3 separate regions of the Homo sapiens genome follow, and all the other regions are linked to region 3. Evidence: chromatin loops called from intact Hi-C (ENCODE). Cell type or tissue: Calu3. All regions are shown on one strand. Each heading gives the region's core, and the rest is flanking DNA. Links, peaks and the distances in the headings are about the cores only.

Region 1 (11,323 bases), core at 1,868-9,867, 180 kb before region 3:
CAAATCTTCACTGGGAGAGATCATTTACATACCTAGTCCTTACGCTGAATTTGGAGGGCAAGAGCTGATGACTTTCATTCACATTCATTAGTGCTCTATAAGAATCTATGTATGCCTGGCTTTCCTGCCAGGTGTCCTTTTGGGAAGACCATACTTCCTGTCTGTGAATGAATTAGAAGGATATTTGGTATTTCTGGTGTGTAGGCATCTTCTGATGGAATCCAGGTTAGGAATGGCAGACACCAAGCTATGATCTTCAACAGTGAATTCTCAATATATTAAGAAAAACCCATTTAAGTTTTCCCTTCAAAATCTGGAGAGCCGGTAACAAGACAAGGTTGTTCACTCTCATCATTTCTACAAGGTACTGGATGGTCGAGCCAGGGCAGTTAGGCAAGAAAAAGAAATAAAAAGCATTCAGATTGGAAAGAAAGTAAAACTATCTCTATTTGCAGATGACATAAACTTACATATAAAATTCAGAGAGTTTTGCAAGGCATCTTTTGGGCCCAGAAAACCAAAAAGAATTTCTATCTCCCTCCCACACTCACTAGAACAGAGATTCTCAAACTTTGCTATACAAGAGAGCTGTTAATCTTCCAACTATGCCCAGCTTCCAGAGACTGTGTTATCTGATGTACTGGGCTGCGAAATTTCATTTTAAGAAGCACCCCTAAGAAATCCAATGCAGGTGAATTTTAGATAACTTTGTAAAATGCAAAACAAAATCTTTCAAAATTGTTTAGCTCAATGATTTAGAGTATAATGCCTAGAACTTTATTGCCTGGGTTTGATTCTTGACTCTTCTACTTGCTAGCTGTGTGACCTTGAGCGCGGCACTTACCTTTACTGTGCCTCAGTTTCTCCAAATGTAGAATGGGGTTAATGATAGTGCACCTGCCTCACAGGTTTACTGCATGCGTTAAATACAATAATGTCTGTGAAACAGTTAGACTAAAAATTGTTCTAATTGTTCTTACTGTCACTTATTTGCTGTAGGGGAACTACCTGGTTATCCCTGGAAGCTATACCTTGCCTGTAGACACTATAGCAAAATGCAATGACTCTAATAAATGTAGGAAAACCACATGAACTCTGTTCATGCTCTTCTCTACTGACGTTCACATGCCCTCTCTGAAAAGCTATGGCAAAGAGACACATTCTGTTAGAAATCAAATGAAAACATGGGTCAGCCGATCCTTCCACAGTTCAAATCCCTCTCTGCCTTAATGATCATGGCTAATCTGCAGTGTGATTATCATATTTGGCATATTACCAGAGGTTTCTTTTTTCCATTATTTTGATTTATGCCATTAGTGAATCTGGTTTTCCATGCTCTGTTTTGTTTTACAGTACATTTCACCAAGAGTTCACTTCCAAATGCAAACATGAGGACTAATGCTCCATTTATGACTCATAAAATGTACTACTCCATTCCCCCCATTCACTAGCATGATAGCAAATCTTTAACAGATTGCCTTGCGCATAGGGAGGCAGCTCCCAGTGCTCACATAAATAATTTATTCTGATCAACACTTGCTCAAATTAATGGAAATGATAATGTACAGAAAGTGTTTTCCTGTGTTTCCAAGTCTATTCCCCAAGGCAACATTATTTGTATTCCTAGATATGCAGGAAACTGACCTGACGGTTCCCAGTTCAAAAATCACAGGTAGAGGCCTTGTTTTCGGAATTTCCTTACTCAGCTAAGAACAGAGTTTTCTTACAGTGTAAGGTCTATTACATACTAGATACTACGAAGTGACAGCGTGCTGGCAGCCCTCGCAGCCCTCCCTCGCTCTTGGCGCCTCTTTGGCCTCAGTGCCCACTCTGCCACGCTGGAAGAGCCCTTCAGCCCACCACTGCACTGTGGGAGCCCCTTTCTGGGCTGGCCAAGGCCGGAGCCGGCTCCCTCAGCTTGCCGGGAGGTGTGGAGGGAAAGGCGCGGGCGGGAACTGGGGCTGTGCGTGGAACTTGCGGGCCAGCGCGAGTTCCGGGTGGGCGTGGGCTCGGCAGGCCCCACACTGGGAGTGGCCAGCCGGCCCCGCTGGCCCCGGGCAGTGAGGGGCTTAGCACCTGGGCCAGCAGCTGCTGTGCTCAACTTCTCCCCGGGCCTTAGCTGCCTCCCCGAGGGGCAGGGCTCGGGACCTGCAGCCCGCCATGCCTGAGCCTTCCCCGCCCCCTACTCCATGGGCTCCTGTGCAGCCTGAGCCTCCCTGATGAGTGCCGCCCCCTGCTCCACGGCGCCCAGTCCCATCGACCACCCAAGGGCTGAGGAGTGCGGGCGCAGGGCGCGGGACTGGCAGGCAGCTCCACCTGCAGCCCTGGTGCGGGATCCACTGGGTGAAACCAGCTGGGCTCCTGACTCTGGTGGGCACTTGGAGAAACTTTATGTCTAGCTAAGGGATTGTAAATACACCAGTCGGCACTCTGTATCTAGCTCAAGGTTTGTAAACACACCAATCAGCACCCTGTGTCTAGCTCAGGGTTTGTGAATGCACCAATCGACACTCTGTATCTAGCTACTCTGGTGGGGACTTGGAGAACCTTTGTGTGGACACTCTGCATCTAGCTAATCTAGCTGGGACGTGGAGAACCTTTGTGTCTAGCTCAGGGATTGTAAACGCACCAATCAGCACCCTGTCAAAACAGACCACTTGGCTCTCTGTAAAATGGACCAATCAGCAGGGTGTGGGTGGGGGCAGATAAAAGAATAAAAGCAGGCCGCCCAGCCAACGTGGCAACCCACTCGGGTCCCCTTCCACAAGGTGGAAGCTTTGTTCTTTTGCTCTTTGCAATAAATCTTGCTGCTGCTCACTCGTTGGATCCACACTGCCTTTATGAGCTGTAACACTCACCAGGAAGGTCTGCAGCTTCACTCCTGAAGCCAGCGAGACCATGAACCCACCGGGAGGAACGAACAACTCCAGACGCGCCGCCTTAAGAGCTGTAACACTCAGGGCGAAAGTCCACAGCTTCACTCCTGAGCCAGCGAGACCACGAACCCCACCAGAAGGAAGAAACTCCGAACACATCCGAACATCAGAAGGAACAAACTCCGGACGTGCCGCTTTTAAGAACTGTAACACTCACCGCAAGGGTCCGCGGCTTCATTCTTGAAGTCAGTGAGACCAAGAACCCACCAATTCCGGACGCAATATTGTTATACTTTAGTGACAAGAGGGCAGAAATAGCTCTTATTGTATAATGCTGCTGTAATTTTTCTAAATCAGCCAACAACTATGGTTTCCTGAAGTAGCAAAAACCTGAAAAACAAAAAAAAAAAAGATGAAGCATTTCAGAGAGAATGAATCGGAGTGGGCTGGTGATTCATGCATCCTCAGGAAGAGAGTTGGACAGGACCTCTTAAACATCTTTCAACCCTGTATTTTGTTTTTCTACAATTCTACTCAAACACCAATTTATACTCAAATATTAGTTGCACCTCAGAAAGAAACAAGTTGTTTTACCCTCTCCTGCCCCCACAATTCCCCAGTGTTTTGGCTTTAAACTTTCCTCTAGAAAACTGATCAAACATGAACACAAGTTAAATTTAAGCCACTTTATTCATGTAATTCTTTGAAGCCCATAACAGTTATAGAGTGCGTTTGGGTAGCATTAAAGAAAAACTCCTCCGGCTGGGTGCGGTGGCTCACGCCTGTAATCACAGCACTTTGGGCGGCCGAGGTTTGGTGGATCACAAGGTCAGGAGATCGAGACCATCCTGGCTAACACAGTAAAACCCCGTCTCTACTAATAATACAAAAAAAAATTAGCCGGACGTGGTGGCGGGTGCCTGTAATCCCAGCTACTCGGGAGGCTGAGGCAGGAGAAAGGTGTGAACCCTGGAGGCAGAGCTTGCAGTGAGCTGAGATCGCGCCACTGCACTCCACCCTGGGCGACAGAGCGAGACTCAGTCTCAAAAAAAAAAAAGAAAGAAAAACTCCAAAGCAAATATATCTCTGGAGTTCAAGTCAGCATTTCACCTAGAGTGTAAGACAACACTATTTATTCTTTGGAGTGACAAGAAAGGATATATCTTTGACCTTAAATGACCTATTCTTGATCCCTGGTAAACATGAAAGGCTGGCAGCTAGGTATTTGTGTACTAAACTCCACCCCCTCATCCACATACCTTGTTTGGAGGAACTCAGAAGCACTTCCTGTTTGGGATCATGACTCAGGGCCAGAAATTGCTCCTTAGGCAGAGTTAGAGCAACAATATCTGCTAGTGGGACTGGCTCCTCCTAAAAGTCTTCTTTGAATCCCTCCACCCCCATTCTTCAAAGCCCAGATACTTAGAAACAAAACCTAGGAAGAGAGCAGCAGGAAAGCTGAGGGTCATCGTCAGAGGCAAAGCTCTTCCGTGTACCATGTATTGCCATTCCAGTTCACCTCCCTGCAGACCATTTCTGGGTTCCTGGCTTCCCTTCTCTCGCACAGATAATGTCCTGGGGGCAGGAGGAGTGTATCAAACACAGGATTACAGTTCTTTGAAGTAGTGACATCCGTTACAGATCTAAAGTCAAGTTTACAGGGCTGTCAGTAAGGGAAAAGGAACTTTGTGAGCTGAACTTTCTAAAATTAATCCACTTAAAAGCTACATAGCAATAGAGGCATAAGCAGGAGATACCCACTCCATCTCGAAGGAGACTTTTCCCAGTTGCAGAATTACCTGGTTAATTAATTCAGGCACCATAATAATTGAACTAATTTAAAGCCAGAATATCCATCATGGAACAGAAATAGATCTGCTGTTTTTATCAAGGTGATTACCAGGACAATTGCCAGACCTCTTAGTTTTGCTCCATGAAAGCCAAGCCAAGCCTGCTGGTTTACATACACTTTTACATATACACATGCCTTTGTATTAATAAATGAGAGTCCTCTGAGGACAATATTCACAGTCAGAAACTTCCCTCCCAGAAGTAAGAATAGGAAAGAAAGCAAAGGCTGTGTTCTCAATCCAGGCCATGGATTTTGTATAAATGAATGGAAACCTAATTTAAAAATCTATGTCCTTTTTGTGCCTACCTTCAGTGAGTTTCTAGAAATTATAATAAAACCCATTTATTGTCAAATAACAAAACAGTACATTGATGAGTGAAAGTTAAGACAGTTGTACAATTTCAAGCTGCTTCCAAGGAGGATGGAAGTTTGGCACATTCCCTCAGGATTTGTGAAGCTGTTCTTGCCTCTTCCAATATGACTCTTCATCCACATGAGCCTGAAGGGGTGGGGCTATTAGAGCTCCTTAACAGGCAGCCTTCTTTTACACCTGGCTGGTGAGCTGGCCTGAGACACCTCCAATATGTCTCTACTGTGAGTCACTATCCATAAAATCAGTGAGTCATCGACCACTTTAGAAAGAAATCCCACAGAGTTTTCTTCAAAGCAAGGGCCTCAAACTCAAATATCTACAGGGGCCAGGTAGGTAATGCATAGCAATGAGGATGAATGAGATAATTGGAAATCATGAACACTGGTTACTTCTGCAGTCTCTCCGTAACTCCAGCCAATCTTTGCATTGAGAGTTTAAGGGTCCCATTTTGCCACATTTTCTCATTTCTAAGAGATTACAGAATTCTGCTTTCTTGTTGTTTGCTGATTTATAAATGTTTGCAATAAATTTGATTTTGCAACATACTATGCTAGGAGGTCAAAACATATCTGTGAGAATAATCACCAATTTGTCATCTGTGGTTTTTAGTATCATCTCTGCACACATAAACACACATGTGTGCATACCCACCCACACACAAACAACCATCAGCCTCAAAAATGATGGATTCTGGGAGTTGAATTTGTCAAACTTCAATCATCCTTGGAAGTAGCTTGAAATATTCCTCATTCCTTTATCAATTTGCTATTTTGTAGATATTTTCCAGTAAAAAGATTTTATTATAATTTGTAGAAACTCATGGTAATAGGAATATAGGACACACATTTTTAAATGAGATTTTTCTTTCATTTACTAAAATATAAAATCCAATAGAGAAAATTCTATGTAAAGACTAAAAATCATACATATACCAAAAAATCGACATATTTCACCAAAAAGTGAATAATTAATGTTTTCTCCTCCAAAATTTTGTTTATTCTCCATAATTGCTAGAGTCAGAGAGTTTGAGTAATAGAGCCAGAAATGACACGCAGAGAGGTCATTTTCCTCACCTGTGTGAGATAAGCAGTAGCAGCAAACAGTTGCCAGGGTGTGTTATCATAGCTCACTGCAGCCACAATCTCCTGGGCTCAAGTGATCCTCCTGCCTCAGCCTCATAAGTATCTGGAACTACAGGCATGTGCCACCAAACCCAGCTAATTTGTTTTTGATTTTAGTAGAGACAGGGTCTTGCTATATTGCCCAGGCTGCTCTCAAACTGCTGAGCTCAAGCAGTCCACCTGCCTTAGCCTCCCGAAGTGTTGGGATTACAGGTGTAAGCCACCACACCCAGTCCAGTTAAAGCCACCACACCCAGTCCAGTTTGGTTTTTTTTTTTTGTTTTTTGTTTTTTTTTTGAGACAGAGTCTCGCTCTTTTCACCCAGGACGGAGTGCAGTGGCGCAATCCCGGCTCACTGCAACCTCTGCCTCCCGGGTTCAAGAGATTCTCCTGCCTCAGCCTCCCATGTAGCTGGGATTACAGGCACCCGCCACCATGCTCAGCTAATTTTTGTGTTATTAGTAGAGATGGGATTTCGCCATGTTGGCCAGGCTGGTCTCAAACTCCTGACCTCGTGATCCACACGCCTTGGCCTCCAAAGTGCTGGGATTACAGACGTGAGCCACTGCACCTGGCCGGCCTAGTTATTTATTTATTTATTTTTTAAAGGTATAGGCCAGGTGTGGTAGCTTATGCCTGTAATCCCAGCACTTTGGGAGGTCGAGGCGGGTGGATCACCTGAGGTCAAGAGTTTGAGACCAGCCTGGCCAACATGGTGAAACCTCGTCTCTACTAATAACACAAAAATTAGCCGAGCATGATGACGGGCGCCTGTAATCCCAGCTACTCGGGAGGCTGAAGCAGGAGAATCTCTTGAACCCAGGAGGCAGAGGTTGCAGTGAGCTGAGATCGTGCCACTGGAGGGAAAAAAAAAAGTATAAATGAGGAAAGAGTAGATGAGTTGGCATATTAAATTAAAACTTTTATGTCATACATTAAAAAAACTGTCAAACCAAAAGAAGTTTTCAATCAAAAAAGCTGTTACTGAACCAGATTATGAAAAAGGGATACTTAAGGTAAAACAGGGACTTCTGAGAACAGGCAAGTAGATTCTGTTCTGATGTTTAATCAGACATAAATATCTACAGAAAATTGTTCTTTAGAAAGAAAAATACATCTACTGTTCAAATACATATTTATTGTGGATTAAGAATGTGTCATACACATACAGGAGATATTCCCTGATGTGTTTATTGTAGAGTTGGGCAGTCACTGTGCGATGATGGTATCTTGTTCCCTGTCTCACCAACAGCAGACTTTATTTTCCTCTGGAGTTTGTTGAAAGGTTTTTCAGTGTTCTGAGAATTGGGAGTCATTATGGAATGCACACTGAAAATACTTGCTTATTCAGAATAAGCTGAAAGTAAAGGGCTATTATTTCCCGTCTGAATCGTTCTAATGGGATGGGTCATCAGTTTCTTTCCAAAATGTTTATATTTAAAATGTTTTCCTTTTTCTCTCACTGAAAACTTCTGTTGCTTAAGAGCAGAGTAACTGTGTTTGCAAACTCCTGATGACCCTGTGTAAGCACCATGATTACAAACTCAAGGCTAGACTTCAATGCTGTATGTTATATCACAAAATAGCTGCTAAAAATCAGACTCTGTTCAGAGTGATTTGGGGAGAGGTCGTTTTGTTTCCAAATTTACCGTTATTATTATTCTATGCATATCCACAAATCAGTTGGCCTTTCCAATTGTGAAGTAGTTACTATTAGCTGTATTTAGAGAATTGAGAACGCACCTCTACTATATGGAGGTGGGCTTTGGAATCTGAAAGACTTGGAATCATGTCCTGCTTCTGCTCCTTAGTAGCTGAATGATCTTTAGCAAATCCTATAACCTCTGTGGGCCTTTGTTTTCCTGTCTTCAAAATGGCATTCAGATCTGCTCTTCAGGGTTGTTGTGAGATTAAAAGAGAAAATTACTGTAAAGCATTAAGCACAGTGGTGAAAATTTAATAATAAATATGTTAGGACAAAAGCAGTTTCAGTTTGTCAGGATGTAAGCCACAGAAACAACTTTCCAAGAGAAGTCAACGAGTAACCTTCAGAGGAAATTATTGAGTTTTTAAAGCTGGTCATTTCCATTTGCTTATGAAAAAATTGTTTGTGCTTACTAGGTTCAAGGAGAATATGTATGAGCAGGGAGGGAAAAGAGAAGGAAGATAGGTCTGGGTAGCTGAATTAGTTCCTTAAAGAATTTAAACTGGTAGTAAACAAGAAGATAAGACTTGCCAGTAAAAGGCCATAAATCAGAACTGAAAGTTATACCTGCTGTAACAGAGATGCAGTCAAAGAGGAATGGCACCTGGGAAGAAGAAGAGATTATTTTGCCTCTGACTTCATTTTTCTTTCATAGTCATGACTCTGAAAACCATAGCAAAGCCCATCCTATAAAATTATCTTTCTCAATTCACATGATTTAGAGAATTTTAGAATTCAAATATATTTTTAAGAGTTTGTGTTTAGAACTTCTACATTTTACAGGTGAAGAAACAAGATGAAGTCAAGTAATCAAGTTAGAGTAAGACCAAACCATGAAGTCATTTATTATGTTCTTCCTGCTTCACATGACCCATGAGTTCTCTTTCTCTGAGTCAACTGGAAATACCCTTTATACATTGCATGTCTCTTCTACCAGAAGAAAACTTGCAAATTGCAAATGAAAAATCTCTACAATAGTTTGGGCTTTAGGCTTTTCCATGGCCTTTTTCCTTCTGCTCTTTTCCACTCTATTTTTTCCTCCAGAGGTTTTCATTTCTACCTAGACTACATGGCTTTCTTCACCTGTTAATCTATTGCCTAATAAACAAACCCAGTTGACCCTGAGCCAGTGGCTTTTTTCTTTCCTTCCTTTCTTCCACCCTTTCTTCCTTCTGTCCTTCTTCCTTCCGTATTTCCATGTGGTTTCCTAAGACACTAGACTTAGACCTAGTATTCCTAGATTGACCAAAGATCCCTGGTGTCCAATTGTGGAAAACGTCGGAAGGAGTTCTAGGCATGGTAGGCATCTCAGCAGGACTTGATGTAGACAGAGACCAGTGAGTAGCAGGATTTGCCTAGTGCCTCAGTTAAAGATTCTGCACCCTTGGTGTAAAACTGAAGAAGGTGGGGAATCCCAAGAATCATTGAGATTGAAACTCCCAACAGTCTATATTGGAGTCAAAATTAAATAGAAAGAAAAAAATAGAGGGGAAGGTAGGAAGGAAAAAAGGAATAAAGGAAGGCAATATTTCTTACATACTTAAGCTATGGGCTGACATTCATGAACACTAAGCTTTATTGACACAGTGATGTAGTAATGATATTTTCTTTATACATCATAAGAAAGATAGTTTTCATTCATAGCTACAGAGTAATCAGAGTAATTATTCTCAGACCAAGTAAAAATTTGATAGCTACCATTACTGAGCATCCACTAGGAACTTTATCTATATCTATATCTGTCTATCTATCTATCTATCTATCTATATATATATATATATATATTTTTTTTTTTTTTTTTTTTTTTTGAGATGGAGTCTCACTCTGTAGCCCAGGCTGGAGCACAGTGGCACGATGTCAGCTCACTGCAACCTCCAGCTCCCGGGTTCACGCCATTCTCCTGCCTCAGCCTCCCAAGTAGCTGGGACTACAGGCGCCTGCCACCATGCCCAGCTAATTTTTTTGTATTTTTAGTAGAGATGGGGTTTCACCATGTTAGCCAGGATAGTCTCGATCTCCTGACCTCGTGATCTGCCTGCTTCAGCCTCCCAAAGTGCTGGGATTACAGGCGTGAGCCACCGCGCCCAGCCTATCTACATTATTTTATTTTATCTCATCATCACGATGACTTTATAATCTTGGTTTTGTTATCTTTATTCTAGAGATGAAAACAACGGGCTCAGAAAGTTCAAGTAATTTGCCCAAGATTACACAGAAAGTAAGTGGCAGAACCGGGATTAGGAACCATGTGTCAAATGCCACACCTATGTTCTGTCTCCTAATCTGCCCTGTGGCCTGGGACTGTGCACTAGTCAAGACACAGTGACTAGAAATCTTATCGGAAGTTGGGATATTTCGGTTTAACTCAATACTTATTCTCATTGTTCTCCTGGCTTTCCCAAAGATTGACTTTCATGCACCTTTTATTCACATTTGTGTCTCCTATTGAGCAAATTCACTATCTAACCTTGGCCACAATCCCCTTTCAGCTCTTGGCCTCCTGTCAACACACTTCTATCATTTGACACCCCCATCTTCACATCCCTCATCCTCATCCATCCCCATCCCCTACTCTGACCATCCTGGGTCTGCTTTTGTTATGCCTGTCTGACACTGAGTTGATAGGGCCACTGTGTGACTCAAAGGAAATAGTAAGTGTCGAGGCAGCCATTCAGAGATTAAGATGGCTACAGGCTGCAGTAACCTGGGAAAGTTTCTGGAGAAGGAAGTTTGATGGGAAGAGATCATTAGATTAAGTGGAAAAGAGGAAGAAGACCATTATTTTTGGAAAGAAGTGGGTGAAAAACACTGGAAAATAAAAATGCAGACATTAAGTAGTCTACACTGGGAGAAGAAGATAATTGATCTTGATTATAGCAGGAGATTACTTTGGAAAAGTTAGTGGATGGCTTGATTTTTTTTTTTTTTTTTTTTTTTTTTTTGAGACAGAGTCTCCAACTGCCGCCTGGGCTGGAGTGCAACGGCGTGATCTTGGCTCACTGCAACCTCAGCCTCCTGGGGCTTGAATGTTTTAAAAGTTAAATTTACCTCAAATGTTGTATAGTATGTTTAGGAATAGAAAAGAATGAAGGCAAAAAATAATAATAATAATAATTGTCACTGCAAAATAGACAGGATCCAAAATGACCCCGTGGATCTAAGCTATAATAACTAAGACAATGACAATAACCACTAAAAGACACAGGAAATTCAAGAGGCAGACACTGGTTACAGACAAAGAACATGACTTTTCATTTAGCCATGATGTGCCTGGGGTAATTTGGTAATGTTCCAGTGAAACCACCATGCAAGAAGTTAGAACTGCATGACCAGAATTGGTAAAATTGGTCTAGGTGAAATTATCCATACAAAGGCGAGCTTTATTTCCATAAAAAC
Region 2 (11,323 bases), core at 1,727-9,726, 460 kb before region 3:
TATTTTCTCCATTTCACATATAAGAACACTCGAGCTTAGTCTCAGATATAAATACCCACCATGAAGTGGGTTGTGAAGTGAGGGACCTTACTTACCAATCACAGTTCACTGCATGATGCAGACATTGGAGAAATACAGCTATTAAAATCACTACTAACCCCAGCAATGATGCATACCAAATTAATGACTGATACCAGCATGCAGCAAGCCTGTAAGTGAATAAAATCAGTGTAATGGCTTTCTTATATTTTCTTGACCTTTAAAATTTCTCTCATTGCCTTAGTATTGTTTTCAGGCAGGCCTTGAAATAACTATCATAGAACACTCTGGTTTCTGTATCCCCTGCTGACCGACAAATCATATTTCACCAAACTGGATGTGAGAGAGCTGTCAAGGGCAGTGATACAATCTTGGGAAGCACACTCATCATCCAAACCCTTTCCCTCTACTTTCCCCTGAATTTGCCTCTCAGACCCTCTTGTCCACTCATTAGTAACTCTCTTACAGCAACTTTTCTGTTTGTCTTCCTCAACTGAGTCACTAACTTTCAAATCTCAAATGGACATTTTTGCCCAAAATTTTCCATTTCAGTGCATTGGGAAATTCAGAAGTATTTAAACTTCAGAAATCTATATATAAAAATCAAAAGACCTTTTGTTCATATTTTTAGTCCTTCCTTTCTCTGCTATGCCTTAAAAAACAGAAAAAGTCAGTGATCTTCGTCCTTGTTCTTATTAAGCAGACTGGAAGTTTGTCATTTTGCTAATCAGAGGAAGAGAATGAGAAATTAAAACAGTGGTAAAGGGACATAGTAATGCATTATTTGAAATTTGAAAGTGAGAGAGATAAATAAAGGGAGGGATAAAGGGAGGGGAGGAGGAAGAGGTGGAAGAAGTTAGAAGTGGTAGAAAAGAGAAATAAAATCTAGAAGTGATAGAAAAGAGAGGTAAAATCCAACTCAGAGGCCATCTCTTCTGTAAAACCCAGACCCGCCTAAGAAGAAATAAGAACCACTTGCTCAGTTCCCCAGGATCTTTTTTCCTTTTTTTAAATTTTGCTAACTTTGTGCACAGCATCTTGTATACTGGTTGCTTACGTGTCTTCCTTCTAATATCACGAGTACCCTGAAGTCAAGAATCATGTCACATTCATCTTTGTAAAACCTATGCAAGTTTATAATTCAGTTTAAAAAATGCTGAATTGAAATGGAAAGTCCAACTGACAGGGGTGATTGAAGATTACAAATGCCACATATTTGTTGCTATCATTGTGCCTCATGCTAACTCAATAGCTTGCTTTGTTCATTCGGAGATGGGAAACTTTTCTTAAGGTTTGCATGTTCTGGTACTCCTCACATAAACTGGTCCTGTGGTTCTTACTTCAAGGCTCTATGAATCATCCCCCTCACTCAGGATTTTCAGTCAATGAGATTCATTTAGCCTGTAGTGGATGAGGACTAGATTACGGGCTGAAAAGATGTAGCAGACCTGATCTCTTCTTTGGGAAACTCACAATTTAAGGAGGTTAAAAGTAGAAATCAAAATGTTTGTGAGATATACATATTAACACTATAAACAGGCAGTCTGCTTTTCCCTCCTTCATTCTGCAATCTGTATAAAATTTTATTCTCATTGTCTAGCCTCCAAAAATTACTTGAATTATCAATTCCTCAATTTCAACCTGGCTACTTTCCCACGCATATGCTTCCAGACATTTCTAGTCTAGTCACTACTTAAAAAAAGAATATGTGGAATTACATTGTTGTCGAAGACTTGAATCATATAGTCCAAAATGGTTTTTCAATGGACAGAAATAACTCCTTTCCATAGTAATAATCTCTACCTAAGGGAGCTCAAGGAGTAATGCTCATTTGAATACTACAATGGAATAATACTAATTTTAGTATTATTTAAAAGTTAGAATTTAGTATTTCTTAGTTTTCAATATTTAGCTTTATTTAGTACTAACTATTGAGTAATACTAAATAGGAGGCTTGTTTAGGAAGTAAAGAGGTTAATAGGAAGTGTAAAAGTTTTAATTCCCTAGGAATCCAACAAGATTTTCCAAAAAGCACATTTGCAAACTCTTCCTTTATTCTTTTCCAAAGTCAGTGATAAGAATATTTGCTTCAAGTCTTTGAACTCTGAGCTCACCTTTATCCAGTAGTCTATATTCCCATATAATCATATTACCATTGTCCTAAATCATAGTCACATTTATATAAAGGGACATGTTTCTTTCTTTCTTTCTTTCTTTCTCTTTCTTTCTTTCTTTCTCTCTCTCTCTCTCTCTCTCTCTCCCTCCCTCCCTCCCTCCCTCTCTCTCTCTCTCTTTCTTTCTTTCTTTCCTTTCTTTCTTAAAGGGAGCAGGGACGTCTTTCTTAAGACATTCAGCCTGACCCAGGAGAGGAGGCCGTGGGTTTCAGAATAAAATAAACTAAATAAAAATCCATCCTCCCACCAATACACTTGTGTGGAGACACTTACATTGAAGTCGTACAACACACCAAAGTTTGCTGCCGATGCCTCTTCGGCTCTGGGAACGGTTTTCCTAGGTAAACTGCCATATGGCAAACCCCAGAGGTACTGTATGAAGAAGCAAAGAAAGCAGTGAACAATTAGAAACAAAGTCTGAGCCACACATGTGATCACAAATGGTTTTGTTTAAAAGCCCTTCTGAAACATTTTTATGGGGACTCTTTGGGTCTCCATGTGGGGTCCCATTTTCTGGGAATCGACTACTAAATCCAGAGGTAAGAACAAAGGGAGTGCAAAGGACCCTGCATTCCAAGTTCAGGGGACCACCAGCAGTCAGGTCAACCACATTCCCCAGAGGGCTTTCTGAGGACCCCATTGCCACCACCACCACCAAACTGTTCTGACTTGGAAGTCTGGAAAGGAGAGAGGTAGCCTTTTGAGTCACATAGGACTCAACAAAACAATCTTACCCACACTTTCATAAGAGAATACCCCTTAGGAGTGAGGGTGGAGGGAGATTCTGTCCTTCATGTCAAGAGAGAGAACTCAAGGAAATCCAATCATGTAATTTGTGGGTGTCTGCAACGTGAGAACACTTGCACCCTGATTATGGTGTCTGCTTCATCACTAATTCAGGACTGCTGCCTCAAATTCATGCTACCAGATTGGAAGAGAAAAACGGTAGGGAGAATAGTACTGGGAAGAGTGGGCCAGTGAGAGGGCAAGAATAGGGTCATAGGAAGGTGCCTTGGTGAGAACTGGAAAGAGCACCTTTCTAGCCCCCATAGCTTACCAAGCAGATGTTGCTTCTTCTGTGAGATGGAAACTTCCCTCCTAAAGCTGGGAACAGAAGATGAATATGGCTTGAAGCCTGGGTGCAGAGCTTGACTGAACAAGGGCTGGACATCAATCTCTGCTCACTCCCTGTGCACAAGCTGCACAACCTCCCAAAGTAGGCCTTTGGCCCATCTGGCTTCCTGGTCCGAACAGAATAGAAGGTGGGTTCCAGACACACTGTCTCGCCCCAAAGTTCGGGGGCACAGAGGACAAAGGAGATCAAGGTCTCAGGCTTGCCCAGGGACACAGGACCTTGGGGCAAAAGGGCATTTGCCTTGGAGGAATACTGAGTGAGCCCGTCGGGTAGAGGCAGCTGAAAAATACAGCGTTGCTGCCAGGAGATGACTGCCCTGGCCTCTGGTGGTTCTGCAAAGTCAGCATGCAGGGTGTCCATTCTCTTGTTCTTTTGCTGGAGTTGGTAATCATTGCCCAGAAAACAGGATGCCCCTCAGCACCTAATACAACCTATAAAAGGGTATCCAAAGACAGAATGCTTCCTAGCTCTTGGAATACATCCAACCTAACACGTAGGCACTCCATCCACTACATAGCAGACATTCTGTAATTTCGTATTATTCAAATAAATCAGCAACAGCCTTTCATTTTCTCCACATGGAGGCAGCATGGTGTGGGGGAAAGAATAAATGCTGCTGATAAAACTCCATTTATACCTGCATCTGACACTAAGTAACGTCATAGTAGCCAGTGATGGAATGGAGGAGTTTCAGATTTCCTTAGAAAGGTAAGCAAAAAAAAAAAAAAAAAAAAAAGCTGGGGTTAATTTGAAATAGATAAAATACACACATTCAGCTTCATTACCTGAAAGTGTGCACTTGGGAAATAAACTACACAGGACCTCTGATCTTTGGTCACTGTCTTCTACGAGCCAGACAACTTTAGAAGCTCTGGAATTATCTCAAGGATTATAAAACTAGTGGATTAAAGTGCAAAATCTTAGAGAAAGGGATTGAATCATGGGTTCTAGTCCTAGATCAGCTTAATAAAAAAATATATTCCAAGATGTTAGCTAAGTCACATCAGCATTATGTGACTCCATTTACATGTTTTAAATGGGTGAAGAAAATGTCTTCTACAGTCTACATCATAAATTTGTTGTGACGCACAGTAAGTAAAAGAAGTGAAAGTGCTTTGTACTATTAAAAGCTCAAATCTCTTTATGAATGTAAAGCATTATTATTATTATTATGTTAATAGGAGTCTTAGTATAGAAACTGGCACTGATTTGAAGCTATCGGGATAAAAAGTCACCCAAAACCACCAAATTTTGGCCACTGTCAATGCTGTATGGACCAAATTTGCTTTGAAATACTGGTCCTAAAAGGTCCTTTGTAGGTTAACTAAAACCTAATCCAACTTCTGTAAGGTAAGCATTCAAAGGTGTCAGAATCATTTAACTTCATATGAGTGAAGGCTCTGACCTCAGTCTAGCTTTTTGGCCTCAGCTGACCCTTTCCCCACATTAGCTCAGGGCTTTGTCTTCTTTGATTTGGACCCTCTATGTGTTTTAGTTTCTGACTTTGGACCTCATCATCCCATCCCACTCTCATCCCATCCCACTATTTGTGTGTGTGTGTGTGTGTGTGTGTGTTGTGGGCATTATCTTACTTTGTATCTTAGGGGGAAAATGTTCATTTTGTGTTTCTTCAGTATAGAAAATCTGGAGGCTTTGAGTTGCATTAAGGAAGCATTTCTTTCAAAGCTAACTTGGCAAAATAAAGAAATACAACTCACAAGGTGTCAAAGTCTTCCTCTTGAACAATAGTTTTTAACATTTAGGAACAGGGACCCCCTTGGGAAACTGAAAGAAGCCATGAAACTTTCCACATAAAAATACACATTTAAACATACATGTGAAATTATACATAAGTTATATAATTTCAAGAGGCTTACACCCCCTTTAGTGCAAGGATTGGGAGCTTTGGCCCATGGGCACCATTTTGAAGGTTAATCTCATTACAAATCCTATGACTCTAAGACGTGAAAATAGCCAGTTAATTATTCTACTTTAAAGAAGAGATAAATACTTTTCTAGGAGAAACATTTTTCAGCATGTTTTGTAAACTGGAAGTCAGATCTCACCTCTGGCAACATGATGAGGCTAAATGTCAGGATAAAGAGAACCATATTGACTCCATACATCCATCTCAAGAAGAGGAAGTATGAGGCCACTGAGGAGCCAAACTGACCTATTACAAAGAAAATAAAAAGTTTGAAGAGAGATCAAAGCAAACAAACAAACAAAAAGAGCTTTGTCTTGGTTGCCTTCAAAATGAATCCATTAATTGTGAGGCATTGGTCCTTTTTATATTTATAGGCTATAGCATTCTTTTCTCTCTATTCAGGAAGAGAAAATGTTAATCATGATGGAAGCATTCCCTGTCATGTGGAATGTAGAAGGTACGTAGAATGCAGTTATGCAGACTGCATGTGACCTACCCCATCATAGTCCATCCAAGGGAAAGCTGCCTTTTGCTGAGCAGCCATGATTGCCACCTGCAGAGTGCATTTTATTTCTTGAGTTAATACTGATAACTGAGCAAATATATGTAAAGGTAACTACAGTGCCTAGCTAGTAATTAGCTATCACTATAATTATAATTACTGCTATTTTCTCTTCCTTTTCTCAGGCAAACAATGTTCTTCTCAAAAAGAGTTTACCACATCCTTTACGGATAGTTATCTTACAAGCAGTTCTGTGCTGTTTCCCCCATTACTGGAATTTTACAGGGATGGTATAAAAGCTGAAATTCATTCATTCACTCCACACATCTTATGCCAGAAATTATCTTAGATGTGAAGCACAATGTCATAGATACGGGTGCTGCTATAATAGAACTTACATTTTAGTGAGGTATGGATACAACAAATATGTAAGATACATAGAAAGATACAGAGATAGAGATACAGACATAGACATTAGCTATAGATGTAGATGACAGGAGATAGAGATAGAGATAATAGCAGGTCCTACAGGAGGGAAGGGAAAGTATTGAAAGGGGTAGCTTTAGAAAGTTTTGTCAAGGAAAGAACATCAGAGATGTCATCTAAGCAGAGATCTGAAGTTTGAAGAAAAGACAGCAACATGCTGAGCTGGGGAAGAGCAGCTCAAGCAGAGGAAAAAGCCAGAACAAAGATCCTAAGGGGCAAGGGCTTGGGACTACTGAGGAATAAAACTCAGGCCTGTGCAGTTGGAGTACATGAATGAGGGAAAGTGGTGACAGATAAGGATGGAGAGGCCAAACCACAGTGTGTGGGGCCTCTCAACCCATGGTAAAGAGTGAGAATTTTATTTAAAATGTAAGGAGAAGTCATTGACAGGTGTTAAGCATTAGGGCCAGAGGAAGGGGTGATGAGCATGACTTTTAAAAAACCACTTCAGCTTTGGGGAATGAATAGGCAATAGGCAAGAATGTTCAGTCAACTCACCCCTGCCCCCAGAAGTGAAAAGTAAAGTGATTGGTTAATTCTCATTGGGAGAGAGAGAAAAAAAAAGCACCCTCTTAAAGCAGAGAGTGGAAGAAGAAAAATGAAGAGGTTAAGTCTTAGGTTCAGATTTCATAGATTTACAAAAGCAAAAGTTTCTTTGACGGTCATTTAAGATTCAGCACCAAGTTGCTAGCTTTCCCAATCTTCCAAATTATCATTGTCAGTTGCCCAAGAAAAAACAACAAACACCTTCAGTCCCTGGCTGCATCAGCCCATGTGTTCTGTCCCATTCAGCTAACATTCAGCTAAACATCTCTATTGACCAATGATTTTCTGGAGCCTTCTGGCTTTGAAACATTATCAGTGGGGAAGCATTATCAATGGAAAAGGAAGGTTCATGGGTAGCAAATTCCAGCCTCTACTTACTTAGATGAGGCCGGCCTCACAGGACAGTAACACCTCTATTTCTGGACCTTTGTCTATTCTTTTTTTGTTTTGTTTTGAGATGGAGTTTTGCCCTTGTCACCCAGGTTGGAGTGCAGTGGCGCAATCTTGGCTCACTGTAACCTCTGCTTTACAGTTTCAAGCAATTCTCCTGCCTCAGCCTCCTGAGTAGCTGGGATTACAGGCACCCACCACCACACCTGGCTAATTTTTGTAATTTTAGTGGAAACAGGGTTTCACCATGTTGGCCAGGCTAGTCTTCAACTCCTGACCTCGTGATCCACCCGCCTCAGCCTCCCAAAGTGCTGGGATTACAGGAGTGAGCCACTGCACCTGGCCCCTTTGTCTATTCTTTACCTACCATCTTTCTTATTCCTGTAAAACAGTGGCAGGTTTTTTTTTAGAAACTTAAGAAGTCAATCTTTAAATGGATATTTTGGAAAAAATCAATGATTTTGAAGTCAATATTTTTCTTTATGCTCACAAGAGAATTTGGATTGATTTCACATTGCCGAGGGGTGCAGAGTTCTATAAGGTTTCTAAGGGTGTGTGGTTTTGATACACAACCCCACCCCACCCTACCTCAGCCCAGCCCAGCACTGTCACCAGGTGCACTGGTCTGCTTCTCCTAGGACATCTGATCACCCACTTGGCTCCCAGTGACTTCATACCATTTCATGGCCGTTATCTACATTCTCTGGTAACGACTACCTGAGGGCTGCTCAGCCAGGTTCACTCATCATGTTTTATTGAAGGCAGTGGACTTACAGTTTGTTACTCATTACAGTTACTCATTTACTGGAGGAAAGCCTTGGTCACTAGGTATCAATGTAAGTTTTTCCCTGGAATCGCATGTAAGATCTTCCAGTATGAAATCCCGCATATAGGATACTAACCCACCATTCCTTTCTTCCTTCCTCACTTTTTATGCTTTTGTTTTTCTAATTATTGCCACGGCCCATCCTCTCAGCACCTACACACAATCCCTGACAAATGAATTTCTTGCGTGTAGGGTACAAATATACTTAAATGCAAAAGACAGAAGTGAATTAAGATGTTTCAGAAAGTATCCCCTCCTCCAACATGCTTAAGCATCATAATGAAATATACTTTAGAGTCCAAAACTTCCAAACTCCAGTTCTCAGATTTGAGAGTGGCTTCACAACTATTTTATTTGGAGGTTGAGTCTTTACAGAATCTTAAGTGTAAAGAAAATGAATTGCAGGCCAATAGATTTCATTAAAACTAGAACGATTATAGGAAAGACCCAGACACAGGTGGAAGAGACTAAGAAATCCAGAAGACAAAGTTTCTTCCACACTAGACCTATCAATAGCAGAGGAGAAAACACAGTAACAAAACAAATGAAGATCTTAAAGTAGAGAAAATGAAACAACAAGTTGTCATAAAACTCCAGTTTTTCCTGTCTCAACACAAAAACAAAAAAGAAGAAATCTTCCCTCTTTATCCCTTTTATCTAGTGGTTCTATCCTACCGGATGTTGTTAACTAAAACTGATGTTCACTAAAAAGAAATGCCTGATTAGTGTGACTAAAAGAGCATAAATGAAAAGAATAGCAATTTTAACATACTTAATCTCTCAGTGTAAGGAAGCAAAATGAGTAATAATAATAATAATAGCTAGTATATCTTGATGGTCAGTTATGTGTTCCAAGAACTTTATCAGCATCAACTCATTATGCTGCCACTAGAACTTAATGAGGTTAAGTATTATTAGTCCCACTATGAATCAGGAAACAAAAACTTTAACACAGTTGTTGACTGAATCAAAAGTTGATTAATAATAGGTAACATTTAGTGAATCACTGTTTCAAACACCAATTTGATCTATATGTATTAACTTATTTAATGATCATCAAATCCCTACGAAATGGGAACTATTGTTTTCCCATTTTACAGAGACTTAGATCTATAGGCTACATAGCTAGTAAACAAGGAAGCCAGGCTTCTAAACCAGGCAGTCTTGAGCTACAGGTGTTTGACTCCAAATCTAGATCTCTCTTAACCACACTGCTATATGGCCCTTTAAGTAAAACATAGTTCAATTAATTTTCTTAAGACTATGATATATACAATAAACATGCAATGAATATGTGTTTCTGAAACAATAGGTATAGATAATATCCATCAATCAGCTAAAGCCAGTCAGATTCACAAATTTGATGCCCATAATGACCAATTCTTATTTCTTTAATCAGACTGATAAATGCTGCTTCCATAGTAAATTATTAATGTATAAAAACAGAGTCTCAGCCAGGCACGGTGGCTCACTCCTGTAATCCCAGCACTTTGGGAGGCTGAGCCAGGTGGATCACGAGGTCAGGAGTTCAAGACCTGCCTGGTCAACATGTTGAAACCCCGTCTCTACTAAAAATACAAAAATTAGCTGGGCATAGTGGCAGGAGCCTGTAATCCCACCTACTCAGGAGGCTGAGTCAGGAGAATCACTTGAACCCAGGAGGCAGAGGTTTGCAGTGAGCCGAGATTGCGCCACTGCACTCCAGCCTGGGCAACAGAGCAAGACTCTGTCTCAAAAAACAAACAAACAAACAAACAACAACAACAACCAAAAAACAGAGTCTCTGATACGTATTAAACTGAGGCTTTATGCTTAAGCATATTCTTGTTCCTGAATATTCTTGTTTCTTTCAAATTAAAGTTAAAATTTCAACTCTCTTTCTGGTTGTTTATTATTAAGGCAAAGTAATTTGTAGTCTGTCATAACACATCATTTCCTCTTGAATAGATGGGTAATAAGACAAGCAGATAAATATGAGTATTTCTAAATGGGAAAAGACCAATTAAATGACCTGCTGTGTGACTACAATATAAATACCATCATGTTAGGCTAGAATGTGAAGCACAATTTTTTCGAACTATTTAGGGGTAGGGAATTAAATGTGACAAATTTGATTTGTATTTTCTAGAATCCTTAGGGCAGCAAGGAAACATAAGGTTTAAGCCCTGTGCTTTGGCTTGCCTATCCAAAGCTATTTCCTGTCTGAAAAAAAATAGGTTTCTGAAACTATAATTTTGATGATGCAATCTACTATTAGGAAAAAGTAGATTTTGATCCTGAGAAAAATTTGTAATCCCCAGCTAGAAATACATTCAATTATTTAATTTATGGTCTTAATAATAATGTTGGCATCACAATGGGTATAGATTATATTTCCTGGGGGTACAAACATGCAGTTGCTTCAGAAAAATACACAGTTCAATGAGATGAATAAGATGTGTCCACAGGAGCAACCATCGAGTTTTAGGCATGATCCCCTTAAGGCTGACGTGACAGTAAAACCCCACAGTATTCCCAAGTGATGCATAACGTCACAGTATCCTCTGTGGCAGGAATTATCAAATCTATTTTTTAAGTGAAACAGAGTTGGGAGTCATCAGGTGAGAATCCGCTTCACACTAATAAAGAGATCTAGGTCTTACTGGAATCAAGATGGAAACAGTATGAATTTTAGACTCTAATTTGGGTCCCGCTCTTGATTCTGCAAATTATTGGACAGAGCTTTGGGAAAACTCAGTAAAGGCTGTTAATTTTGGACTCCTTTAGCCACATTTTAAAAATACTTATTTGGTATTATCTAGATACTGAGCAGAGAGTGGGGAAAAGTGGATTAGAAAGGCTGTTGGGAATGGAAGGCAACAGCTCCTCTTTTGACCATGCCACTTACTACAATCCACAATTACCGTCATTATTTATTTGCTTATATTATATTCTGTCTTCCCCATCCAAGCATACATACATTAACACATTTGGATGTAAGATCAATGAGGGTAGAGTCTCTGCTGTCTTTGGCAGTAGCAATAGTGCCTAGAAACATGTTAGGCATCCACTATTTGCTCAGTTAATCAATAATGTCAGGCTTATTCTGAGGATTAAATAAGATATATATTAGATGATTCTGATGTCGAAATGGAATACAATGATACTTCTGAACCTTTTGTAAGATTAAATGGCCATTTATTTAAGAGAAAAGCATTTATATCCGTTTTATAATTAAATATGTATTCTATAAGTAGGGTACACACTTAACCAACTTTATTTCAAAAAGAATTTGAGAAGGCAATTATATAGTCCCCTC
Region 3 (9,570 bases), core at 1-8,000:
GCATATTTTGCATGGCAGCACATAAGCTCCTGCCTTCAGAGCTGTTTGAAACAGAACGTTCTATGCATTTTGTGTGATTTGAAAATCAAGTGGACACCAGGACATAGCAGTATCACTTTTAGAGCCAGGCAAGGAGAGTTCCTGTCCTGGGCACATAATTTAGAGAGTTCTGCTTTGGCTCTCCCCAAGCCACGTCTCTCCTAATGGAGCAAGAAATTCATGAGGCCAAATGGATGTGCCCACCTGGAATCCAGCAATCTCCCCTCCCACCCTTGGCTGAATGTCATAAGGCCTCTCCCAGGGCCTCTGAAGACCTCATCCTCACGTCTGTCCTTTGGAGAGGAGACTGAGCCACTGGTGCGAAAACTCCTAGCCATAGCATAACCAAGATGGTGCTGCCTGTGTGGTGTAGACAGAGCTCGAATGCGTGGTCCAGGGTGGTCCAGGGTATCCATGCCACTCACATATGGTCCTTCTCCTTCATGGTTGATTCAGGACAGAGGGTTCAAGAGTAGGGAGGTAAGCATTATACCTTAGTGAGGGCCAGGGCTAGCTCTCTCTATGTCACCATGTTGTAACGTAAAACTTTGACAATTCTGACAATTCTCAATTCAAACCTGACCTGCTAGCTCATTAAAAGGTGTATTTTTCAAGATATGCCATTTGTCAGTGTCCACTTGATTTATAAATTTTAAATATGTAGACATAACATATTTGGCCATATATGGTTCCCCTTTGTATTCTTGCCCTGGACCCATAAATGTTTGCTGTGGGCCCAGGAAACATAAGAGTCTGACAGAAGCAAAAAGGACAAGGATATAAAATTCTCAATCCCATCTCCTCTTAATCCAGGGCTAGGACATCCATAGCAGAGATGGGGAGCGGTGAGCGCTGAGTGCATGGCTAATCCTACGTCTTTCTGTTCTCTTTCTTCTTTCCTTTCTTTAATTTTCTTCCTCACTATCTGATTTCTTCCATGCACATCCAATGTCCACCTTGGGCATTGTTCAGGTGGTCACCAGTAAGTGCGTGAAGATCACTCACAGTCACTCAGAATTCCTTTTTTTTTTTTTTCTTTTTCATTCAACAAGGTCTCACCCTGTTGCCCAGGCTGGAGTGCCATGGCATGATCAGAGCTCACTGCAGTCTCGACTTCCCACGCTCAGGTGATCCTCCCACCTCAGTCGCCTGAGTAACTCTACAGGCATGCACCACCATGTCCAGCTAAAATTTTTTTTGTGTGTATTTTTTTGTAGAGATGGGGTTTCACCATGTTGCTCAGGCTGGTCTTGAACTCCTGGGCTCAAGCGATCCACCCTCCTCGGCCTCCCAAATTGCTGAGATAACAGGCATGATCCACCACGCCCAGCCAGTTACTCAGAATTTCAAAAATGTGAATTACCCAACGACACACTCCCCAAGGTCGGTAAATGCCCAGCTCTGCCTCACATTCTAAACCAGCTCAGTTGTTTTCCTATTTGTTTTTTTCCTAGTTTTCTGAGTCTTTTCCTAAAGTTGGCCATTCCTAGCCTTGGAGTACAGTTTGCTCGATATGTGATTTTAATGGATGATCAGTGCTCTTCCTCGCTCCTAGACCTCTATCTGTTGCCTCACTGACTATTAATATCTCTTACTTTAAATAATAAAATAAAAACCAGAGTCAGTTTTAAAAGTTCTTCCACTTAAACATAGCTTTCATACAGAGTACTTGGAAGAAATTCCCTTTCCTAATCTTCCCTTTCCTAATCTTACACTGATGCATTTTTGCAGTATGGGTTGGAGAGGAGGGTAAATAAGGAAGTAGACCTGGGGCATAGTTTATACCAGCAGTGTTAATTATTGATTCCATTAACCTTTAGACTCTCAGATTGAGGAACTCACTCAAACTTAAAGGAGGAAATATTTTAAAACTTGCTCATAACTTTTTTTTTTTTTTTTTTTGAGACAGAGTTTCGCTTCTGTTGCCCAGGCTGGAGCGCAATGGTGCAATATCCGCTCACCGCAACCTCCGCCTCCCGGGTTCAAGCGATTCTCCTGCCTCAGCCTCCTGAGTAGCTGGGATTACAGGCATGTGCCACCACACCCTAAACACAATACTAAAAATTTTATATTTTTAGTAGACACGGGGTTTCTTCATGTTGGTCAGGCTGGTCTCGAACTCCCAATCTCAGGTGACCTGCCCGCCTCAGCCTCCTAAAGTGCTGGGATTACAGGCGTGAGCCACCGCGCCCCACTTGCTCATAACTTTTTAATAACTATAACAAATTTCTTGACAATCTGACCTTAGGCATGCCTAAAAAGAAGCTGGAACACCAAAGACTCTGGTGATGTGTTTACTTTCTAAAGCAACAGGAAAGAGGTGGCCTTCGGAAAGGGTCTTGAGATCTGGATACAGAAAATGCATGTTGAATTTGAGCAATGCCTCTCATTAGCTATGCACCTTTGAGTAGGTTGCTTACTATCCCTGAACCTTTGTTTCTTCAACTGCAAGATGGAAATATTGTCTAGGAACAAGATTGTTGGACATCTCAAGTGAGATTATGAATGAAAAAAGTATTTTGTGAATTAAAAGCACTGTGCAAATTGTTTGTTTGTTTGTTTTTTGAGACAAAATTTCTCTCTGTTGCACAGGCTGGAGTATAGTTGCACAGTCATAGCCCACTGCAGCCTCGAACTCCTGGCTTCAAGTAATCCTCCTGTCTTAGCCTCCCAAAGTGCTGGGATTACAGGCATGTGCCGCTGCACCTGGTGTTAGTTATTATTAAATGCTTATTACGAGGTGATTTATTCTCAAGTCCTTGTAAGAAGGGGATAGAGAAGAACTTTCAGAAAAAAAGAGAAAAAATCTTGGAAAATGGTGAAGATGTAGATTAAACCAGAAGCTACTCTATTTAACATCCACCTTTTTAGACCCTCGGTAATGGATGCTGAATAACTAGCATTGAGCACAGATGAAACTGATTTCTTCATGAAACTTTGCCCAAGAGTGAGATGAATTTTTTAAAATCAATATTTGTATTTAAAGATTCGAAATGTCCTCATCATTTCTAAGTAAATATGTACATAGAGAAACTGCAAACTTCCCTAAACTAAAGGCTTTTAAATGAGCAAATAAGAAACCTCATAAACATTTAATTTTCATCTATTTTGTTCACTGAAGTATTCCCTGTGCCTAAACCCAGTGCCTGACACAGAACAAGTGCTCATGAATTACAATGTGTATATAAATACCGCTATAATTTTGGGGGACTAGTTTCTGACTCTTACACGGTTCACTAACAAGACCTGCACTTGCCATTCCAATGAGAAAAAGTCTTTGGTTAGCTGAGATCTTGTGCCTCAGTGATAAATGCTTTTTACATGAAAGTGTTGAGTGCAGCTGGCATCCCTCCAAGAAATGTAAGGCTATGCAATGCACTCTTACTTGTGGCCTTTGAGAATATGGTCTCCTACCAGCAAGAGGATGGTTGCGACATCAAGTGTTTCTTGTTTTAAAAACAACTTACATGTATGCAACTTACTTCTTTTAATAGCCTCTTTGATATGTGTTATTTCACTTGATTAGCTCAACAACCCAGTGAGGTCAGCAAATGACAAAATCTCCATTTTGTGCTTGAGAAAAATAAGACCCGGCAAAGGGAAGTAGTTAATAAGTAAGGAGAGGGAAGAGAAAAATCTAAGTTGAGTCCCTTAAATTCTTGTCTAATAATCTTACCCCACCATGATGTATACAAGTAGTCATAATGAATACACTGCTCATTATTTATCTATGGAAAGATATCTAAATGCAAAAAAAATCAAGCAATTACTGTATTTGGTCTAAGTCAAAGCAATCTTCACTTGAACATAAATGGTCCAAAAATGCTTTCAAAGGGCATTCTGTTTTCTGGGTTTTCTGAGTCATTGCCTTATCTCCACGTTACCCCTTCATGCCTGAACACAGCTTTTGTGGATGGTGTCTTACTGCTGAGCATTCATTACTACCTATTTTCATTCTGTTGGGGAACATGTTCTCTGATTTCTTGTCCTTTATGATTTAAGGAATAGCCTTCTTTTACATAATTTCTACTTCCTCCACCCTAAGCAAATTATGACAGTGATAAATACACAAAAATTGAAGTCCATGAAAAAGGACATGAAATCTTATTTATGAAGGAACTTCATGTAAAAAGTTTGCCCCCTGATGGAATAGTGGTGACATGACAAATAAAATTGGAAAGAACTATGTCGTTCTGTTAAAGACCAACCTGACACTCTTTATCATTACCTCTTTATTATTATTACTATTATTATTATCTTTATTATTATTACCCTTTATTATTATTAGCAACCTGACAGCTCTTTATTATCATTTAAAGAGCCTCCTCCTCCCCACCACCAATTAGGCTGAGCACAGTGGCTCACTCCTGTAATCCCAGCACTTTGGGAGGCCAAGGTAGGAGGATCACTTTAGTTCAGAAGTTCGAGACTAGCCTGGGCAATACAGTGATACCCCATCTTGAAAAAAAAGAAAATTATAAATTAAATGAAGGCCCCCCCAAATTATATGTCTTACTTCCTGATATAGTTTGGCTCTGTGTCGCCACCCAAATCTCATCTTGTAGCTCCCATAATTCCCACGTGTTGTAGGAGGGACCCAGTGGGAGATAACTGAATCATGGGGGCGGGTCTTTCCTGTGCTGTTCTCATGATAGTGAATGGGTCTCACAAGATCTGATGGATTTAAAGACGGGAGTTTCTCTGCACAAGCTCTCTCTTTTTGCCTGCTGCCGTCCACATAAGATGTGACTTGCTCCTCCTTGACTTTTGCCTTCCACCATGATTGTGAGGCCTCCCCAGCCACATGGAACTGTAAGTCCAATAAACCTCTTTCTTTTGTAAATTGCCCAGTCTTGGGTATGTCTTTGTCAGCAGCCTGAAAACAAACTAACACAGTAAATTGGTAACAGTAGAGCGGGGTGTTGCTGAAAAGATACCCGAAAATGTGGAAGTGACTTTGGAACTAGGTAACAAGCAGAGGTTGGAACAGTTTGTAGGGCTCAGAAGAAGACAGGAAAATGTGGGAAAGTTTGGAACTCCCTAGACACTTGTTGAATGGCTTTGACAAAAATGCTGATAGTGATATGAACAATAAGGTCTAGGCTGAGGTGGCCTCAGATGGAGATGAGGAACTTGTTGGGAGCTGGAGCAAAGGTGACTCTTGTTATGTTTTAGCAAAGAGACTGGTGGCATTTTGCCCCTGCCCTAGAGATTTGTGGAACTTTGAACTTGAGAGAGATGATTTAGGGTATCTGATGGAAGAAATTTCCAAGCAGCAAAGCATTCAAGAGGTTACTTGAGTGCTGTTAAAGGCATTCAGTTTTATAAGAGAAGCAGAGCATAAAAATTTGGAAAATTTGCAGCCTGATAATGCGATAGAAAAGAAAATCCTGGCCAGGCGCAGTGGCTCACGCCTGTAATCCCAGCACTTTGGGAGGGCGAGGCAGGTGGATCACGAGGTCAGGAGTTTGAGACCAGCCTGGCCAACATAGTGAGACCCAGCCTCTACTAAAAATACAAAAACCTAGCCAGGCATGGTGGCAGGTGCCTGTAATCCCAGCTACTCAGGAGGCTGAGGCAGGAGAATGACTTGAACCCGGGAGGCGGAGTTTGCAGTGAGATGAGATTGTGCTGTTGCAATCCAGCCTGGGTGACAGAGTGAGACTCCATCTCGAAAAAAAAAAAGAAAGAAAAAAAAGAAAAGAAAATCCCATTTTCTGGGGAGAAATTCAAGCCAGTTGCAGAAATTTGCATAAATAATAAGGAGCTGCATGTTAATCCCTAAGACAATGGGGGAAATGTCTCCAGAGCATGTCAGAGGTCTTCATGGCAACCCCTCCCATCACAGACCTGGAGGTTTAGGAGGAAAAAAATGGTTGCATGGGCTGGGCTCAGGGTCCCTCTGCTGTGTGCAGCCTAGGGACTTGGTGCCCGGTGTCCCAGCCACTCCAGCTATGACTAAAGGGGGCCAAGGTACAGCTTGGACTGTTGCTTCAGAGGGTGCAAGCCCAAAGCCTTGGCAGCTTCCACATGGTATTGAGCCTGCCAGTGCACAGAAATCAAATATTGGAGTTTGGGAATCTCTCCCTAAATTTCAGAGGATGTATGAAAATGCCTGGATGTCCAGGCAGAAGTTTGCTGCAAAAGTGGGGCGCTCATGAAGAACCTCTGCAAGGGAAGTATGAAAGGGAAATGTGGGGTTGGAGCCCCCACATGGAGTCCCTACTGGGACACTGCCTAGTGGAGCTGTGAGAAGAGGGCCACCATCCTCCAGACCCCAGAATGGTAGATCCACTGACAGCTTGCACAGTTCACCCAGAAAAGCTGTAGACACTCAACACCAGCCCATGAAAGCAGTTAAGAGGGAGGCTGTACCCTGCAGAGCCACAGGGCAGAGCTGCCCAGCATCATGGGAACCCACCTCTTGCATCAGCATTACTCAGATATAAGACATGGAGTCAAAGGAGATCATTTCAGAGCTTTAAGATTTGACTGCCTTGCTGGATTTTGGACTTGCATGGGGCCTGTTTGTTTGTTTTGGCCATTTTTTCCCATTGGGAATAGTTGTATTTACCCATTGCCTGTACCCCCATTGTATCTAGGAAGTAACTAGCTTGCTTTTGATTTTACAGGCTCATGGGTGGAAGGGACTTGCCTTGTCTCAGATGAGACGTTAGACTCTGGACTTTTGAGTTAATGTTGAAATGAGTTGAGCCTTTGGGGGATTGTTGGGAGGGCATGATCAGTTTTGAAATGTGAAGATAAGAGATTTGGGAGGGGCCAGGGGCGGAATGATATAGTTTGGTTCTGTGTTTCCACCCAAATCTCAGACTGTAGTTCCCATAATTCCCACAAGTTATGGGAGGGACCTGGTGGGAGGTAATTGAATCATGGGGGTGGGTCTTTCCTGTGCTGTTCTTGTGATAATGAATGGGTCTCATGAGATCTGATGGTTTTTAAAAACAGGACTTTCCCTGCACAAGTTCCCTCTTTGCCTACTGCCATCCATGTAGGACATGACTTGCACCTCCTTGCCTTCCACCATGATTGTGAGGCCTTCCCAGGCACGTGCAACTGTAAGTCCAATAAACCTCTTCCTTCTGTACATTGCCCAGTCTCAGGTATGTCTTTATCAGCAGTATGAAAGTGGACTTATATACTGCCTGTTCAAATTTACTTCCATCACATACCCAGTCCAGAAAATTCAGACTTCAGCAGCAAGATAAGAATACACTATTGAGTTCTCTGTAGATACAAAATTCCTTTCTAGACCAAGGGATTTTCTTTCACAAAGTATTTATAAAAACATTTCAGTAGCAAGTAAAATATTTACCTCTTAAAAATTTTAAAGTAAGAACTTAGGAGATGTAGTAGCAGAAACAGAAAAATATCATCTCTCTACTCCGCCTTCTCTAGCTGGCAAACTCCTATTCATGTCTCAGGACCCAACTCAAGTGCCATCTTTTCTTTAATTTTAATCATACTCCCTTAAAGAGGACTAGCCACTTTCTTTTCTGTGCTCCTATAAATAGACTTTACATTTTTATACTGTGTTAAAATCATTTATCATCTTTCTCCCCATAACTACTCCAGAGACATTAAATGAGAACTACAAAAACATATAAAATGTTCTCCTTAAAATTGAGTTTCACATGGCATTTTATTTTTATTTTACTTTTGGAAATGCATTGTAAGCTGTTTTCTCTTTTTATTATTATTAGTGTAAGTTTCAGGGGTACAAGTGCAGTTTTGTGACATGGATATATTGCATAGTGGTGAAGTCCAGGTTTTTAGTGTAACTGTCACCCAAAGAATGTACATTGTACCCACTAAATAATTTCTCATTCCGCTGGGCACGGTGGCTCACGCCTGTAATCCCAGCACTTTGGGAGGCTGAGGCGGGCGGATCGTGAGGTCAGGAGATAGAGACCATCCTGGCTAACACGGTGAAACCCCGTCTCTACTAAAAATACAAAAAATCAGCCAGGCGAAGTGGCGGTTACCTGTAGTCCCAGCTACTCGGGAGGCTGAGGCAGGAGAATGGTGTGAACCTGGGAGGTGGAGCTTGCAGTGAGCCGAGATTGTGCCACTGCACTCCAGCCTGGGCGACAGAGTGAGACTCAGTCTCAAAAAAAAAAAAACAAAATAAAATAAAATAATTTCTCATTCCTCATCCACCTCACCCTCCCACCATTCCGAGTCTCCAATGTCAATTATTCTGTACTCTATGTCCATGAGTGCACATTATTCAGCTCCCACTTGTCAATGAGAATGTGCAGTACTTGACTTCCTGTTTCTGAGTTATTTCACCTAAGGTAATGGCCTCCAGTGCCATCCATGTTGTGGCAAAAGACATGATTTCATTCATTCTTATGGCTGCATTGTATTTCATTATGTATATTTACCACATTTTCTTTAGCCAATCATCCATTGACACTTAGGTTGATTCCTTATCTTTGCTATTGTGAATAGTGCTATGATAAACATATGTGTACAGGTATCTTTTGATATAATATTTGTTTTCCTTTAGGGTAGATACCCTGTAGTGGGATTGCTGGATTGAATGGCAGTTTTATTTTCAGTTCTTTGAGAAATCTCTGTATAGTTTTCCACAGAGGTTATATTAATTTACGTTTCCACCAAAAGTGCACAAGTGTTCCCTTTTTTCCACATCCTCACCAACATCTGTTATTTTTCACATGGCATTTTAGATAATTATAAATTATTAGAGCTAGAAGGTATCTGCAAGATTATTAAATTAAATATAATTCTTTCCCAAGCTTACCCCCAACATGTCACCTCCATTTTACAGATGAAGAAACGGAGCCTGTTAAAATAAGTTAAATACATAAGATTTTTAGCTAGGAATTAGCAAAGTAAGGCTATCATCCCCATCTTTTGATTCTGATCACTGTTCTGTCTGCTTCAATGTAACTACCTCCTTTCCACATGGTGATTCTGCAATAATATATCTTGCTAAGCTCTTCAGGGCTACTTAATCTGATATCCTTGAATTTCCCAAAATGATGTGCATGTATTGTAGGTCTTGCCTATATGAGTAAGGCCTTCCCTCTCTAAACATTCATTCATTCATTCATTCATTCAACAAATATGTATCAAAGACTCCATGTCCAGTCCTCAACAAAACACTAGCAAACCCAAACCAAATCAGCAACATATACAAATATACACCATGACATGTGATTTTTTTCCATGAATGTTCAACATCTGAAAATCAGTCATGTAATAATCTATATTAATAGAATACAGGACAAAAATTACATGATCATCAGAGTAGATATGGAAAAAAATTTGATGAAATTCAACAGTATTTAATAATGAAAGCATTCAACAAACTAGAAATAGAAGGGAACTTCTTAAACCTGACAAAAGACATCTATGAAAAACTTCAATTAATATCATACCCAAAGGTGAAAGACTAGCTGCTCCATCCTAAGACCAGGAACACACAAGGATGTCTTCTCTCACCACTTCTGTTCAGCAATGTACTTTCAGTTCTAGCCAGAGCAA

The links. Hi-C counts contacts between places; a loop is a spot of excess contacts. Peaks named below come from ENCODE experiments on the same cell type or tissue, not always from the same donor. Only the 100,000 strongest peaks of a DNase experiment are listed, where the experiment ranks them.
Region 1: a loop joins it to region 3, with 3 times the contacts of the local background. A loop is called at or near these places in 12 of 110 quality-filtered maps.
Region 2: a loop joins it to region 3, with 6 times the contacts of the local background. A loop is called at or near these places in 32 of 110 quality-filtered maps.

The regions. Positions count from the first base shown.
Region 1 is chr9:72,471,197-72,482,519 of GRCh38, reverse strand. LOC105376080 (a long non-coding RNA gene) reads right to left here and starts at 4,452. Exons shown (of 3, transcript XR_929925.3): 1 at 4,136-4,452; 2 at 3,094-3,266. RefSeq lists enhancers at 5,173-5,467, 8,813-8,912. In Calu3, for the core only: no CTCF peak of the experiment used is centred there; DNase peaks (open chromatin) are centred at 4,179 and 5,259.
Region 2 is chr9:72,746,048-72,757,370 of GRCh38, reverse strand. TMC1 (transmembrane channel like 1) reads right to left here. Exons shown (of 24, transcript NM_138691.3): 11 at 5,415-5,521; 12 at 2,487-2,585. Among named protein-coding and RNA genes, the nearest start is that of LINC01474, 120 kb to the left of the region's middle. In Calu3, for the core only: no CTCF peak of the experiment used is centred there; no DNase peak of the experiment used is centred there.
Region 3 is chr9:72,286,958-72,296,527 of GRCh38, reverse strand. No RefSeq gene overlaps it. Among named protein-coding and RNA genes, the nearest start is that of LINC01504, 14 kb to the left of the region's middle. In Calu3, for the core only: no CTCF peak of the experiment used is centred there; DNase peaks (open chromatin) are centred at 1,367, 1,997 and 3,407.